Linked DNA regions of Homo sapiens: regions 1 and 2 are each linked to region 3. A link is an interaction called in ENCODE POLR2A ChIA-PET data of the cell type or tissue named here. Cell type or tissue: A673. All regions are shown on one strand.

What was found. Peaks named below come from ENCODE experiments on the same cell type or tissue, not always from the same donor. Only the 100,000 strongest peaks of a DNase experiment are listed, where the experiment ranks them.
Region 1: POLR2A ChIA-PET joins it to region 3 with 9 read pairs; 1 of 35 experiments calls an interaction of 5 or more read pairs at or near these places.
Region 2: POLR2A ChIA-PET joins it to region 3 with 6 read pairs; 3 of 35 experiments call an interaction of 5 or more read pairs at or near these places.

What each region holds. Positions count from the first base shown.
Region 1 is chr4:139,605,123-139,610,122 of GRCh38, forward strand. It overlaps LOC105377622 (a long non-coding RNA gene), which reads right to left and starts at 1,581. Exons shown (of 6, transcript NR_171655.1): 1 at 1,476-1,581; 2 at 1,238-1,334. In A673, CTCF peaks have their summits at 1,989 and 4,545; DNase peaks (open chromatin) are centred at 589, 2,059 and 4,699; H3K27ac peaks cover 4,704 bases.
Region 2 is chr4:139,488,715-139,493,714 of GRCh38, forward strand. It overlaps a transcript of SETD7 not described here. Among named protein-coding and RNA genes, the nearest start is that of RAB33B, 37 kb to the left of the region's middle. In A673, no CTCF peak of the experiment used is centred here; no DNase peak of the experiment used is centred here.
Region 3 is chr4:139,417,057-139,422,056 of GRCh38, forward strand. No RefSeq gene overlaps it. Among named protein-coding and RNA genes, the nearest start is that of RAB33B-AS1, 34 kb to the right of the region's middle. In A673, no CTCF peak of the experiment used is centred here; a DNase peak (open chromatin) is centred at 2,535; H3K27ac peaks cover 2,733 bases.

The DNA.
Region 1 (5,000 bases), 190 kb after region 3:
GCAATTCTCCTGCCTCAGCCTCCCGAGTAGCTGGGACTACAGGCACCCACTACCATGCCTGGCTAATTTTTGTATTTTAGTAGAGATAGGGTTTCACCATGTTGGCCAGGCTGGTCTCAAACTCTTGACATCAAGTGATCCACCCACTTCAGCCTCCCAAAGTGCTAGGATTACAGGTGTGAGCCACCCGGCCCGGATGTGGAATAGCTTTTGTGGAGGGGAGGAGTAAAAGGGCATCATTCCACCCAATACAGAGGGCTTCACGTGGAAGTGACATTTAAACTGAGATTTGAAGCCTGAGTAAGGGTTAGCCTAGTTGGGAAAGGAGAGGAGTACTGGAGGACTGCCCAGAGAGAGCGGGAAGCGCAACGAGGCCCTGGAGTGAGGTGTGGAGTGCAGCAGAGAGTGCAGAGGAGTGAGGCCGGTGCTTGGGTAAGGGGGCCAAATTGTGCAGAGCCCCAGGAGTCTTCTGAGCCCTCTTTGGGAGGCTGCCTTTTCCCTTAGGGGCCATGAGAAGTCTTAGAGGGTTTCAGATGAAGGGGAGGGAATGCAGGACACAATTGGATTAACATTTTATAGATTCAAAGCTGTGTGCAAGAGCCAGGCAGGAACCAGGGAGACCAGTTAGGAGGGTTTTGCTATACTAAAGCAAGGGCTGGTGGGGATTAGAAATAGCTAGCTAGATATCTAGAGCGGAGAACTGAAGACTTGATGATTGATTGGATCTGAGGAGTCAAGAGAGGGAGGCTTTAGGAGTAACTCCTAACTTCGTGGCTTGAGCAACAGGGTAAACAATGGCGTTATTACTAGGAGCAAGGGAACCTGCAGGGTGACTTGGGAGAAAGGAAGGGCTAAGGATGATTTTGTTGGAGACAGGATGAGTTGAGCGGTTTGAAGGAGCTGGCTCCAAGAACCGGTGTCCAGTGGTTAGTTAGCTACATGGAGCTCTGGAGAAAAGCCTACCCTAGGGAAAAAGGACTGAAGGTTGTCACACATCAGATTGTAAATGAAGCCTCGAGAGGAAACAAATGCAGCCAGTGAGAGCTGGAAGAGCGAGAAGAGAAAAGAACGCAGGACACAGCCCTAAGAAAAAACACGAAACACATTATTCCAGGGTGGAGGCGTCTAGGAGGGAGACTGAATATGAGACCTAGAGAGCACTTGGATTACAGAAAGGAAGAGAACAGGGAGTAGTCTGTAGCAACAAATGTTGCCTGGAGGTAAAACAGATACAAACCCAAGAGTGTTCACTGCATTGAGCTTTATCTGGGTCAGCGTGTGATTCTGGGTGCAGTGGAGAGATGAAGACCCAGCTGCCGTGGGACTTGGGAGGGCTGCAGAGGGAGAGAAGAGACGACTGTCCATGGAGAGGAAAAAGACAGTTTAGGATTTGGAGGGGGGTTTGACAAGGGGCTTTGATTTTACTTTCAAGATTGGGAAAAAACAAATGTGTTTAAATGCTCCCTAGTTCCTACCTTTCTGTAGAGAAACGTAGAGACTGAACATAATACGAGGAGCTAGTCTCCCCCTGAGCAGGGAGTTGAGGAGCGGTCCAGCGTCCAGGAGCTAGGACGGATGAGTGACTTCCTCTGTCGTAACGGAAGGGAAGGAAGAAGGCGGAAGCAGTGTAGAGATATGACGGCACGTGTTCCACTTCTTCTCTTCTGGGAGTATCTGTTTTCTTCTGATGGGGTGGGGTGATCTGCTGAGAGGGTGAGGTGGGGCTGACAGAATTGAAGGGTGGAGATTTGAAGCAGGAGATCAGGAGAGTTGACTCAAGAAACAAGGTGGGGCTGCAGGGGTCAAGGAGATGGTGTCTGGGAAGTAACTGAGTCGCCTGGTTGGAAGGGTAAGAAGTTTCAGTTTTCTGATTTCAGAAGAGGAGCGGATCTGGGACGACAAGATCAAGGTGTGTCCATTGGATGCCCCCCTTTTCTTTTTTTTTTTTTTTTCATTTTTCTTGCTGAACTCCCCTAGCTGGAACCTACAGTACCACGTTGAATAGAAGTGGCAAGAAGGGGGTAGTGCAGGCAGCAGGACAGGGTAGTGTGATGTGGTAAACGGCAGCAGGGATTAACTGAGTGAGTCAGCACTATTTCTTTTTAAGCTATAAAAACAATAGTATTCCCAGAGGCTCCATTCAGCAGATTTGTACTTTTAACTCATTGGCGGCTGAAGGGGAGAAGAAAAGCAAAGAAGTGAGGAACTCAGGTGTGATGGGTCCTTGAGGTAGGCTTCAGGTCACCTAAGATGCTGATGGTACTTGAGGAGGACAGAGTTCAAAGCCGGAGCCCAAATCCTCACTGAAAGACAGGAGCCTGGATGGAGCAGTTTACAGGCGAGTGGAGAAGTCCTGGTCCCAGGAGGCTGGGATGAATACAGGAATGTGCCCCTTGGCTGACCGTGGTCTGCAAACCAGTCTAAGAATGGGCTGTTTCTTTCTTTCTTTCTTCTTTTTTTTTTTTAATCGTGATAAAACCTAATTAACCAGATGCTTTAGCATGAAAAATTACCAAGAATGATCTACTGAGTGATCTAATCAATTGCGCAATTAATGAATGCAACTGCAACAAGAAAAAAAAATCTTCAAGACAATCAATATGGTTGTTTTCATAAAGACATTCCCTGAATAAATGTCAGTGACTTCACTTTAAGGCCAAATGCAGTTTTAGATTATAAAATGGTCCTCATTATCCATTCCTTGATTCCCTTTTCTAAGCATGTATAATCCAGACTTGACTAAATCTCTACTTTAAATGCCACAGTTAAGCCTCATACTTCATCTGTGTTTTAGTGGAAATGGAGCAGAACTGACCACTATACTCTTCATAATAGGTTGTTAAATCCTTATTGAAGACCATTATTAATTTCACATAGCCTGACTTCTTTTTTCCAAGCCATATCCTGCTCCTATTATCTCTTTCACAGAGTATCTATTGCTCTATCCCTTAATAATTTTATATGTAAGCCAAAAAGTCTCCTTATTAAGAAACAACAAATTTGGGCCAGGCATGGTGGCTCATGCCTATAATCCCAGCACTTTGGGAGGCCAAGGCAGGTGGATCATGAGGTCAGGAGATTGAGGCCATCCTGGCTAACATGGTGAAACCCCATCTCTATGAAAAATACAAAAATTAGCCGGGCATGGTGGCATGTACCTGTAATCCCAGCTACTTGGGAGGCTGAGGCAGGAGAATCGTTTGAACCCGGGAGGTAGAGGTTGCAGTGAGCTGAGATCGCGCCACTGCACTCCAGCCTGGGCAACAAAAGCAGGACTCCGTCTAAAAAAAAAAAAAGTAAAAAGAAACAACAGATTTGATAGAACCATGTATTTACTGAGAGCATCTCAAGACAGTTCAGTACTTTAACACTGGAGTATTATGTCTAGGAAAATTTCTACTGGAACAAGGAATTATTATTAATTATTATTATTATTTACAGATATAATTCTTGCCATCCCATGGGTAAGCCAGGGTCTCTTCTTCTCTGATCTTCAGCAGAATGAAACAAGTCCAGGATGAGTTTTTTGTTTTGTTTTTACAAACATCTCTGGTGGTTAGCAAGTTGCAGCAGTCACAGCTACTATACACCATTAGGTGAGAACACACAGTGTGCCAGGTTCTGGGCTAAACATCTTATATACATCTAATTTAAACATCACAAAACCCCCCTGAGGTAGGTGTTCTTATTATCCCCTTTCTGTGGACAAGGAAACAGCTTAGAGAGCTTAGGTACATGCCTCATGGACACAAGCAAACAAAAAGCGAAACTTGGATTCAAAGTTAGATCAGTCCAAATCCAAATCCATGCTTTCAATAAACTGTTTGCTGTTGTGATACAAATTCAAATTCAGTGTGTGTGTGTGTGTGTGTGTGTGTGTTTGTGTGTAAAGTGGGGAAAGTAGAAGGCTGGGAGGCTACGGGGTAGGGGTTGGATAGGCAGAGAGAGACAGAGAGAGTAAAGGGAGTGGTGAGAATTTTGGAAACAAGTAAAGCAGAAGCATTCTCTTTGATGCTATTGTTAATGGATTTGTTTTCATTTGGGAGTTATTTATTGTGAGTGTATAGAAATGTAATTGATCTTTATATATTCATATTGTATCCTGCAACCTTGCCAAATTCATTTATTAGCTGCAATCAATTTTTTTGCAGATTATTTAGGATTTTCTGTAGACAAGAGTATGTCATCTGCAAATAGAGGTAACTATTTCTTCCTTTCCTTTTTTGTCTTTTTTTTTTTTTTGAGACAGAGTTTTGCTCTTGTCCAGGTTGGAGTGCAATCGCGCTATCTCAGCTCACTGCTACCTCCACCTCCTGGGTTCAAGTGATTCTCCTGCCTCAGCCTCCCAAGTAGGTGGGATTACAGGCGTGCACCACCATACCCGGCTAATTTTTGTATTTTTAGTAGAGACGGGGTTTCACCATGTTGGCCATTCTGGTCTGGAACTCCTGACCTCAGGTGATCTTCCCGCCTTGGCCTCCCAAAGTGCTGGGATTACAGGCATGAGCCACCGTGCCCGGCCAACTATTTCTTCCTTTCTAACTGGATGCCTTTTTTTTTTTTTTTTTTTTTCATTTTTCTTGCTGAACTCCCCTGGCTGGAACCTACAGTACAATATTGAATAGAAGTGGCAAGAAGGGGGTAGTGCAGGCAGCAGGACAGGGTAGTGTGATATGGTGAAGGGCAGCAGGGATTAACTGAGTGAGTCAGCACCATTTCTTTTTAAGCTATAAAAACAATAGTATTCCCAGAGGCTCCATTCAGCAGATTTCTGCTTTTAACTCATTGATCAAATGAGTCACAGAGCCATCTCTAGTTGTAAGCAAGGCTAGAGAGATGAATATAAACTGGGTATATTGCAACCTGGTTAAAAATTGAGGTTGCATTGGTAAGAAAGAAGAGGAAAATGGATACTGATTAAGCTATTAGCTATGCCTGCCAATATTATTGAGAAGAAAAAAAAATTGATGTCTAAGTCAAGAAAAAGGGCACCGTTTAGC
Region 2 (5,000 bases), 72 kb after region 3:
GGAGCTTTCAGATGGCCTATAAAAATTTTTGAGACCTGAAAAAAAAAAGAATTGACCCCAAAATATGAAAATAAAAATGAATAAAACAGAACTAAAGAGCATTTAATTAAATATCTGCAAACTAAAAATTAATGCTAACATTAGTAGTTGATAAAATGTTAGTATTCATAAAAATATAATGTAATTATATTTGAAAACAATTGGATTAGATTATTGTCCTTCAATCCAACAAAGTGGATTAGATTATTTTCCTTCAAAAGAGTTCCCAAGCATGTACTATGCTTGCTAAGAAACTATAACTGATTGCAAATTAAGTGGTTTGATTGTAGCTAAATTATTTCAGAAGTAAAATTATCTTTTAAAAAATTTTCTGAAAAACCTTAGGGTACCATGGGTGCATTTCAATATAATTGATATGATTATGACCTCTAAAAGGAGTACTTGGAAATTTGAATACTGGCTGCGTGTTAGATGGTATTAGGGAATGATTGTCAATTGTCTTACTTGTGATAATAGTATTGAGGTTAAGTGGGAGAATCTTAGGAGATACATATGGAAGTATTTAGGGGTGAAGTGTCCTGATGTCAACAACCTGCTTTTAGTATGTTCTGCAAAATAACAATAACTATACGGTGAGGGGGATCTAATTTCCTTAATTCTGCTTACAGTAGTCTTGAAGATTTATAATAATCTCCACCTCTTCACAGTCAGTATGCTCTATTTGAATGTTATTTGTTTTCTACATAATCATCCTTTTCCCCAAAGTGTTCGCCATCTGAAAATCACTTAGTATGTCAGCTACCTACTTTCAAAAGGTTCTGCAAAATAATAATAACAAATGTGTGTGAATCCTTATGTGTACATACACACACACACACACACACACAGAGAATAAATGTAGCAAAATGTTAACAAGTGCTTTGAAAATGATAATAAAGCAGGTAACAGGCTACAGAATGTTGGAGGCTGAAGGGCATTATTTGGATATTATGGTCAGAAAAAGCCTCTTAGTAGGGTAACAACTGAACCAGATCTGAATGAAGTGAAGGAACAAGCCCTGCTAAGATGTAAAGGTAGAGTATTCCAGCTCAAGCAGGCAGCATGTGCAAAGGTCCTGAGGCAGGACTTCACAACACTTGTTATTATCCAACTAAATGATGTTTTGTTAATCTAGTGAGAGTAAAATGGATTCTAATGATTTTAGTTTGTATTTTTCTGTTTACTAATGAGCAACTTTTCATTTATTTGTTAAATTCTGGTAATGTCTTTGTTTTCTTGAATTTCTTGTCAGGTCTTTTATTTTTCTGTTGGGTTCTTTGTCTTTTTCTTACTGATTTGTAAAAGTTCTATATGTTCTGGATATGATTCCTTCGCCGATCATATGTGAGGCAAATATCTTCTCTCCATTTATAGATTGTCTCTTCACTCTTTTTACAGTGTCTTTCAAAGAACGGATTTTTTTTTTTTTTTTTTTGAGACGGAGTCTCACTCTGTTGCCCAGGCTGGAGTGCAGTGGTGCGATCTTGTCTCACTGCAACCTCAGCCTCCTGGGTTCAAGCGATTCTCCTGCCTCAGCCTCCCAAGTAGCTGGGATTACAGATGCCCGCCACCATACCTAGATAGTTTTTGTATTTTTAGTAGAGATGGGGTTTCTCCATGTTGGCCAGGCTGGTGTCGAACTCCTGACCTCAGGTGATCCACCTGCCTCAGCCTCCCAAAGTGCTGGGATTACAGGCGTGAGCCACCACAACTGGCCAGAACAGATGTTCTTAATTTTAATACAACTGAATTTATTGATAATTTTATTTATGGTGTGTGCTTTTGTGTCTTGTTTAATAACATTTTTCTTACTCTGAAGTAAAAAAACTGTTCCATCTATATGTTATTCTAAATGTTCTATAGCTGTATTTTTCACATTAAAAAAATGAAGTCTTTAATCCACATATAGTTGATTTTTATATAGTATGAATTGAGGATCTAATTTTATATTTTTTATATGAATATCTAATTGTCCTGACACCATTTATTAAGTCACCCACTTTTTCCCTATTGAACGATAGTGACCATTCTATTATCAATGAAGGCTCCATATATGCCTGGGTCTGTTTCTGGGCTATTTCATTTAATTGGCCTATTTGTCTGTTTCTGGGCTGGTACTACACGTCCTTAATTCCTAAAGCTTTCTATCTTGATATTTGGTAGGTCAAGTCCCACATCTTGCTCTTCATCCACAGTTTTGGTAATTCTGGGGCCTTTGTTGTTTACCTAAATTTTAGATTTAACTCATCAAATAAAAAACAATGTTGGGATTTTGATTGGAACGCTTTGAATTTATCAGTCCACTTAGGAGAATCAATATCTTAACAATATTGAGTTTTCCTGGCCAAGAATATGGTAAATCTTTCCATTTATTTAGGTTTTCTTTAAGTCTTTCTTTCTTTTTGAGACAGGATCTCACTCTGTCAAGTGCAGTGGCCTAATCATAGCTTATTGCAGACTTGAACTCCTGGGCTCAAGTAATCTTCCTGGCTTAGCATTCCAAGTAGCTGGGACTATCAGTGCACCCCACCATGACTGGCTAATTTTTTTTTTTTACTTTTTGTAGAAACAGGGTCTTGCTATATTGCCCAGGCTGGTTGCAAACTCCTGGGCTCAAACAATCCTCCCACCTCTGCCTCCCAAAGTGTTGGGGTTAGAGGTATGAGCCACCATCCCCTGCCTCTTTAATGTCTTTCAGTGAAGTTTTATAATTTTCTTCTTAAAGGGTTTGATTGATTGAATTCTTTTTTTTGAGACAGTTTTGCTCTGTCGCCCAGGCCAGAGTACAGTGGTGTGATCTTGTCTCGTCTCACTACGTACGATCTCTGCAGTGTTCAAGCGATTCTTGTGCCTCAGCCTCCCGAGTAGCTGAGATTACAGGTGTGTGCCACCATGCCCGGCTAATTTTTGTGTTTTTAGTAGAGATAGGGTTTCACCATGTTGGCCAGGCTGGTCTGGATCTCCTGGCCTCAAGCGATTCTCTTGTCTTGTCTTCCCAAAGTGCTGGGATTACAGGTGTGAGCCACTGTACCTGGCCAATTTTTATATATTAATTTTGGATTGAAGAACCAAGTGAAACATTTATTAATCCTAATTATTGGAGATTCTTTTTGGTGTTCTACAAAAATTATATCACCTTCAAATAAAAATAGTTTTTTTCATTCTTTCCACCTCCTATAAATTTTTTACATTTCTCTTGTTTTATTGCACTGGGCAAGATGTCCAGCATGTTATTAAATGAGAGAGGTGACAGCTGACATCCATGTCTTGTTCTTTATCTAAAGTAGAATGCTTTTGACATTTCACCATTAAATATGATGTCTCCTGTAGGTTTTTAACAAATACTGTTTTTTTTTCTTTTTCTTATTAACCACCCCTCTCCTCCCCAGCCTCACCCTGCTTGTTTTGAAGTTATATAACTTTATTACTCTGCTCCATACTGGGGCAAGTTCTTAATGTAGTATCTCATTTAATCTTCACAATAACCTTTATGAGACAGGTATTATTGCTTCTCTTAGAGAAGTTAACTTTACTAAAATAATATTGCTAGAAGGAATAGAGCAATGGAATACAGCAAGAATTTAAAGCCAGGCTTGTCTGATTCTGCAGCCTCTGCTCCTCTCAGAAACGTGTGCTGCCTAATGCTTGGGTTAAAATTTATCCAATACAGGGAACCTTAAAGGAGATGAATTGTAGCAGGCGGAGGCAGAATAGAGAAGGTGGGTAAAGAAAGGAAGTGAAAAGAAATGGAAATTCATATGGACAGTGAGAGCCACCTCACCCCAGCATGTGATTTTGAATTTGCAGGAAGCAGGTATGTCACCTTGATTAGGCTGCCTTCTCCTCCCCATGCCTTCTTCCAAGACCTCCTGAGGTGTCTGTAGCTGTGGCAATCCAAATTGCTATTGGTTGACAATGCAGACACAGCATTTTCCGCTACTTTCTGCTCTCATCCAATCACAATTGCCCCCTTCCCTCCCTCCCTCTTTCTTTCTCTTTCTCTCTTTCTTTCTTTTTCTTTCTTCCTTCCTTCCTTCCTTTCCTTCCTTCCTTTTTCTTTCTTTCCTTTTTTACCACCAAATTGGCTCCTCTGATTGCTTTTTCCTGGAAGTCATCCACTCATCACACAAATCCTGTGTTAACACTTGTTATTCCCATTATGCACTCATGTTTAGCCTTGCATTTCCTTTGATGAAGAGGAATAAATTAGGAGATGGAGATTCATAGGGAAAGTTCATTCTTTTATTTTATAAATATTAAACAAGCATCCCTTATGTTTCAGGCACTGTGTAAGGGACTAAGGATGTAGCAATAAACAAGACAGGCAAAGGCTGTTCCCCAGTGATGCTTATGTTACAGTGTTAGAAGACAGAGGAATAACAAATACACAAAATAACTGTGGATTAGGGATAACAATGAAACAATTTGGGTGGTAAGACAGCAGATAAGTTGAGGAGGCCTTCTGAGACATGACGGTCAAGGAGGGCACCTCTGATGAGGGCGGTGTGAGTCAAGGGCTGAAGGGTGACAGAGAGAAGCTATGCAAAGAGCTAGAGGCAAACAGGCAGAGTAATCAGCAGGTATAAAGGCCTGGATCCAGGAAAACGCTTGGCAAGTTTGAGGAACAGAAGGTCTGGCTGGAGTACAGTGGGTGGGGGAGAACGGACTGAATGATACTGGAGAGGGAGCAGGAGCCAGTCCATTGTAAATAGCTTGGATTTTATTCTAGCTGCAATGGAAAGCCATTGAAGTGTTTCAGCAGGGTGATGGCAAGATGTACTTTACTATTTTTTTTTTTTTTTTGAGACAGGGTCTCACTCTGTTGCCTAAGGCTGGAGTGCAGTGGCACAATCCCAGCTCACTGCAGCCTTGCCTTCCTGTGCTTAAGTGATCCTCTCACCTCAGCCTCTCGAGTAGCTGGGACTACAGGCATGCACCACCAGGCCTGGCTACTTTTTGTA
Region 3 (5,000 bases):
TGTCGGTAAATTTGAGTACTATTTACCATTTAGTTTACTTCTGAATATTTTATATTTTTTATTACCATTACTGGGTTTTTTTGTCCTTTTTGTTTTTTTTGTTTTGTTTTGTTTTGTTTTTTTGAGACAGGGTCTCACTCTGTCACCCAGGCTGGAGTGCAGTGGTAAAATGTCGGGTCACTGCAACCTTTGCCACCCGAGTTCAAGTGATTCTCTTGCCTCAGCCTCCCAAGTAGCTGGGATTACAGGCACATGCCACACCAATTTTTGTATTTTTAGTAGAGATGGGGTTTCACCTTGATTGCCAGGCTGGCCTTGAACTCCCGACCTCGGATGTTCTGCCCACCTCGGCCTCCCAAAGTGCTGGGATTACAGGCATGAGCCACCACGCCCAGCAGAATTACTGATTTTTTAATTGGTCACATTACTAGACTTGTTTAATGGTTCTAATATTCTTCAGTTTATCCATCCACTCTACAAATATTTATTGAGTGTGTACAATGTGCCAAATGCTATTCTGGGTCCTGGAAATAGCAGTAATAAATCTGTTCTCCAGGTCTTTATATCCTACAGAGAGGAAATACTAAACAGAGAAATATATGACAGGTGGTGATAAGTGCTAAGGAGGTGGTGGTCGGGAAAAGCATAGAAAGGAGGATGGAAAGTGACCAGGAAAGATATTCTTTCAGATAATGTATTAAAATAAGCCCCCTCTGATGAGCTGAAGTTTGAGGAGACACCTAAAGTGATGTTGCTTTTCTTGGATTTTCCTGGTAGATATTTACTTATATCACTATGCTCTTTCCCAGTCACAGCAGGATTTCCAAGCTCCTGGAGATTGCCTGTCCAGTGGCAGCAACACCAAAGACTTAGACTGTAAAGAAAGCCTCTAAAATTCCCAGTGTTCCTGGATTTAAATAACACATCCAGAGTTCTTCCCAGTCACAACTCCAGCTGGATTTTAGAGGCACAAAGAGCTGAATGTGATCCTGGTAAATCTACCCCCGACCCATCACAATATCCACCTGCTTTATAAACTGCCTAACAGAACAATTCCAAGAGATTATAATAACACGCTACAAACTGCTTAAAAGAACAATCCCAAGAGGCTATAATGAGACCTTTTTTTAAAAAAATAGAAATAACCCCATCATACCTCATTTCCCTATTTGCATCTTTTAAAGTCCATTGTATAGAATTGTAACACCATCATGCTTTGCTCTAATATAGCCTAATTTCCCATTCCTTTTTTTTTTTTTTTTTTTGAGACGGAGTCTTGCTCTGTCACCCATGCTGGAGTGCAGTGGTGCGATCTTGTCTCACTGCAAACTCTGCCTCCCGGATTCAAGCAATTCTCCTGCCTCAGCCTCCCAAGTAGCTGGGATTACAGGCATGAGCCACCACACCCAGCTAATTTTTGTGTTTTAGTAGAGACAGGGTTTCACCATGTTGGCCAGGCTGGTCTCGAACTCCTCACCTCAGGTGATCTGCCTGGCTCGACCTCCCAAGGTGCTGGGATTACAGGCATGAGCCCCTGTGCCCAGGCTCCCACTCCTCTTAATCTGTGTTGACCCTTCCACTGTATTGTCATCAGTCAAATCCCCTAATCCTTAACACCTTTTCTAAACATTCCTTTCATTTTCTTACTCTAACCAAAACCTAACCATCTCCTAATAATATTGCTTTCCTTGCAATACTCTCAAATTGTGTCTGCTTTTAAAAATTACTCAACCCACTTACCAAAGGAGCCTAGAGATGAGGTAGGTGTCCTGCTTATTCCCCACTGCCAATTCCAGACCTTTTTTCTCCTTTGAAAATTCTAGTTCCCTTGACCATATCATCCATTCTCCTTTTTTTTTTTACAGTCGTCTACTGTCTTCCTGGTCTCTCACCCTCATTGCAGAAGAGCTTAGCATGCAGTGTCTTGTTTTCCTTTCCACTGCTACTGCTGTCATTATTCTTTTTTTTTTAGATGGAGTCTCGCTCCGTTGCCCAGGCTGGAGTGAGTGCAGTGTCGCGATCTTGGCTCACTGCAAGCTCCGCCTCCTGGGTTCAAGCAATTCTCCTGCCTCAGCCTCCCGAGTAGCTAAGACTACAGGTGCCTGCCACCACGCCAGGCTAATTTTTTGTATTTTTAGTGGAGACAGAGTTTCACCATTTTAGCCAGGGTGGTCTAGATCTCCTGACCTCGTGATCCGCCTGCCTCGGCCTCCTGAAGTGCTGGGATTACAGGCATGAGCCACCGTGACCGGCCAGCTGTCATTATTTTTAACATTAACAATTCATCTATTACCTTAGCTATGGATGGTGCTATGTAATTTGCCCTGCCTGCTCCTTCACCTTCACATCCTGCCACTCTCCCCTGTTAAGTCAGAAACTGTGAAGTGTCTTAGAGTTTGTCCTTCTTGCAAGCTAATAGGTTAGCTTGCCACAGTTTCATATACATATACTGCCAGAAGACACCAGACTGCTGGGCTGGTGCCATAAAAGATTTGCTACTGAAAGCACAAAGCATTTACAACACCTTGTGTCATTTCCCCATGCCCCATTTCCCGTAAGGCAACAGATGTTTCCTGTGCAGTGGGTTGCATCACAGGAGAAGAATCTTAAATTTAGAAGCCTCCAAGCTTTTATCAAAGCTGCTGGTGACCTACCCATTCCTCCCATTCAGGAGAGAAATTATTCATTATCTTGAAATGTAAGTGAATTTCCTCTGGGAAGAGGAAGAAGGCCCCTCTAGGTTTATCACCCTGGAATGTAACACACTCTGGGGTTTGGGAGGTGGATATTAATATCATTATGCGCTTTCTCACCTACAGAAGACTAGTCTGAACTTGTGGCAGGAACCTAGCCAGCTTGATTGCCTGCTAAAACAAAAATATCAACATTCTTAATAGGATTTAAATAAGATCCAGCATCTCAAAACAGAATATTCAAAATATCCATGATACGGTCCAAAATTACAAAGCAAACAAACAAAAAAAAAAACAACAAGAAAATCTCAATTCATATAGGGAAAAAAAAGGACAATGCTGAGATAACACAGATGATAAAATTGTCTGATGAAGGCTTTAAAGCAACTACTAATATTTGTTAGGAGTCTATTCTCCATTGGTCTCTTGCATTTCTACAGGTGTTCTAGGCAAAGGCATTAACAGCTTTTTCTCTGAACTATCTTTTTTAGCTGTTTGTATAGCAAACATCCTTGGAAGATAGAATGTCTTCCTTTGGGACCAAGGACAGATTTTTTTCCTTCCAGGATGAAAAAAAAAAGATAATGTCTCTCTCCAGGGCAAGGCTGGGCAGGTTTGCTGGCCCTTTATTGAAGACTGGTGTTTCCCACAGCATTCATAAATCCCACTACATATACAGGTATCACCAGGCCCTCACAGCATCACTGTGTGGGAACTGAGGCTCAGAAAACTGGGTTAAATGCTGATACTCTGCCTCCTGCTATTCGTGTGGGTAATAAACTGTCCTTTGTCTCTGACCCAGGAGTCTCGTGTCTTCTGTCACTATTCATGAAATTGTGGCAGCCTAACTTGTTAACTTGCAAGTAAGGTAAAATATCAGACCCTCCAAAGTTCTTGACTTTGTTATAACAATTCTCCTACAAGCAGTCACAAGCATTTTTGAAGCCAATAAGAAAAAAATAGAAAGTATCAGCAAATAAATAGAAGACATAAAGAAGAATCAAATGGATATTTTAGAACAGAAAAATACAATAGCCAACATTTAAAAAAAATTCACTGGATGGTTTCAATAGCAAGGTAAACATGACAGAGTCAATGAACTTGTAAATAGATCAATAAAAATTAACCAATCTGAACAGCAGAGAGAAAAAAGATTTGAAAAAACAATGAGTAGAATCTCAGAGACCTCTCGGATAATGACAAAAGGTGCTGAAAAATTTAGAATAATGGAAGAAAAGGTCTCAAATTTGGCAAAAGACAAATCTACAGATTTAAGAAGTTCAACAAACCCCAAACAGGTTTAACACATAAATTTATACCCAAACACATCACAATCAAAATGCTGAAAATGAAGACAAAGAAAAAAATCTTGGAAGTAGCTAGAGAAATTCAAAGTACTACCTACACACAAACAATCTGAATCACAGCAAATCTCTCAGCAGGATCCATGCAAACCACAGAAGTGGCACAATAATTTTTTTTTTTTTTTGAGACGGAGTCTTGCTCTGTCGCCCAGACTGGAGTGCAGTGGTGTGATCTAGGCTCACTGCAAGCTCTGCCTCCTGGGTTCATGCCATTCTCCTATCTCAGCCTCCCAACTAGCTGGAACTACAGGCACCTGCCACCACGCTCGGCTAATTTTTTTGTATTTTTATTAGAGACGGGGTTTCACCATGTTAGCCAGGATGGTCTCAATCTCCTGACCTCATGATCCACCCACCTTGGCCTCCCAAAGTGCTGGGATTACAGGCATGAGCCACCGCGCCCGGCCAGAAGTGGCACAATAATTTTAAAGCACTGAAAGTGTCAACACAGAATACTACATCTAGTGAAAATATCCATCAGGAATTCAGGTGAAATAATGGCATTCTCATATGAAGACAAACTAAAAGAATTCATTTCTAGCAGAGCTGTTCTAAAATAATTGCTAAAGAAAATTCTTCAGACAGAGGGAAATGATACCAGAAGGAAACCTGAAAACATCAGGAATGAAGGAAGAGCACCAGAAATGGTAAATATCTGTGTAAAAATAGTAGTCTATTCTCCTATTCTCCTCTTAAGTTTTGTTTGTTTTTTAAATTATACTTTAAGTTCTAGGATACATGTGCAGAATGTGCAGGTTACATAGGTATATATGTGCCATGGTGGTTTGCTGCACCCATCAACCCATCATCTACATTAGGTATTTCTCCTAATGCTATCCCTCCCCTAGTACCCCATCCCCCAACAGGCCCCGGTGTGTGATGTTCCCCTCCCTGTGTCCATATGTTCTCATTGTTCAACTCCCACTTATGAGTGAGAACATGT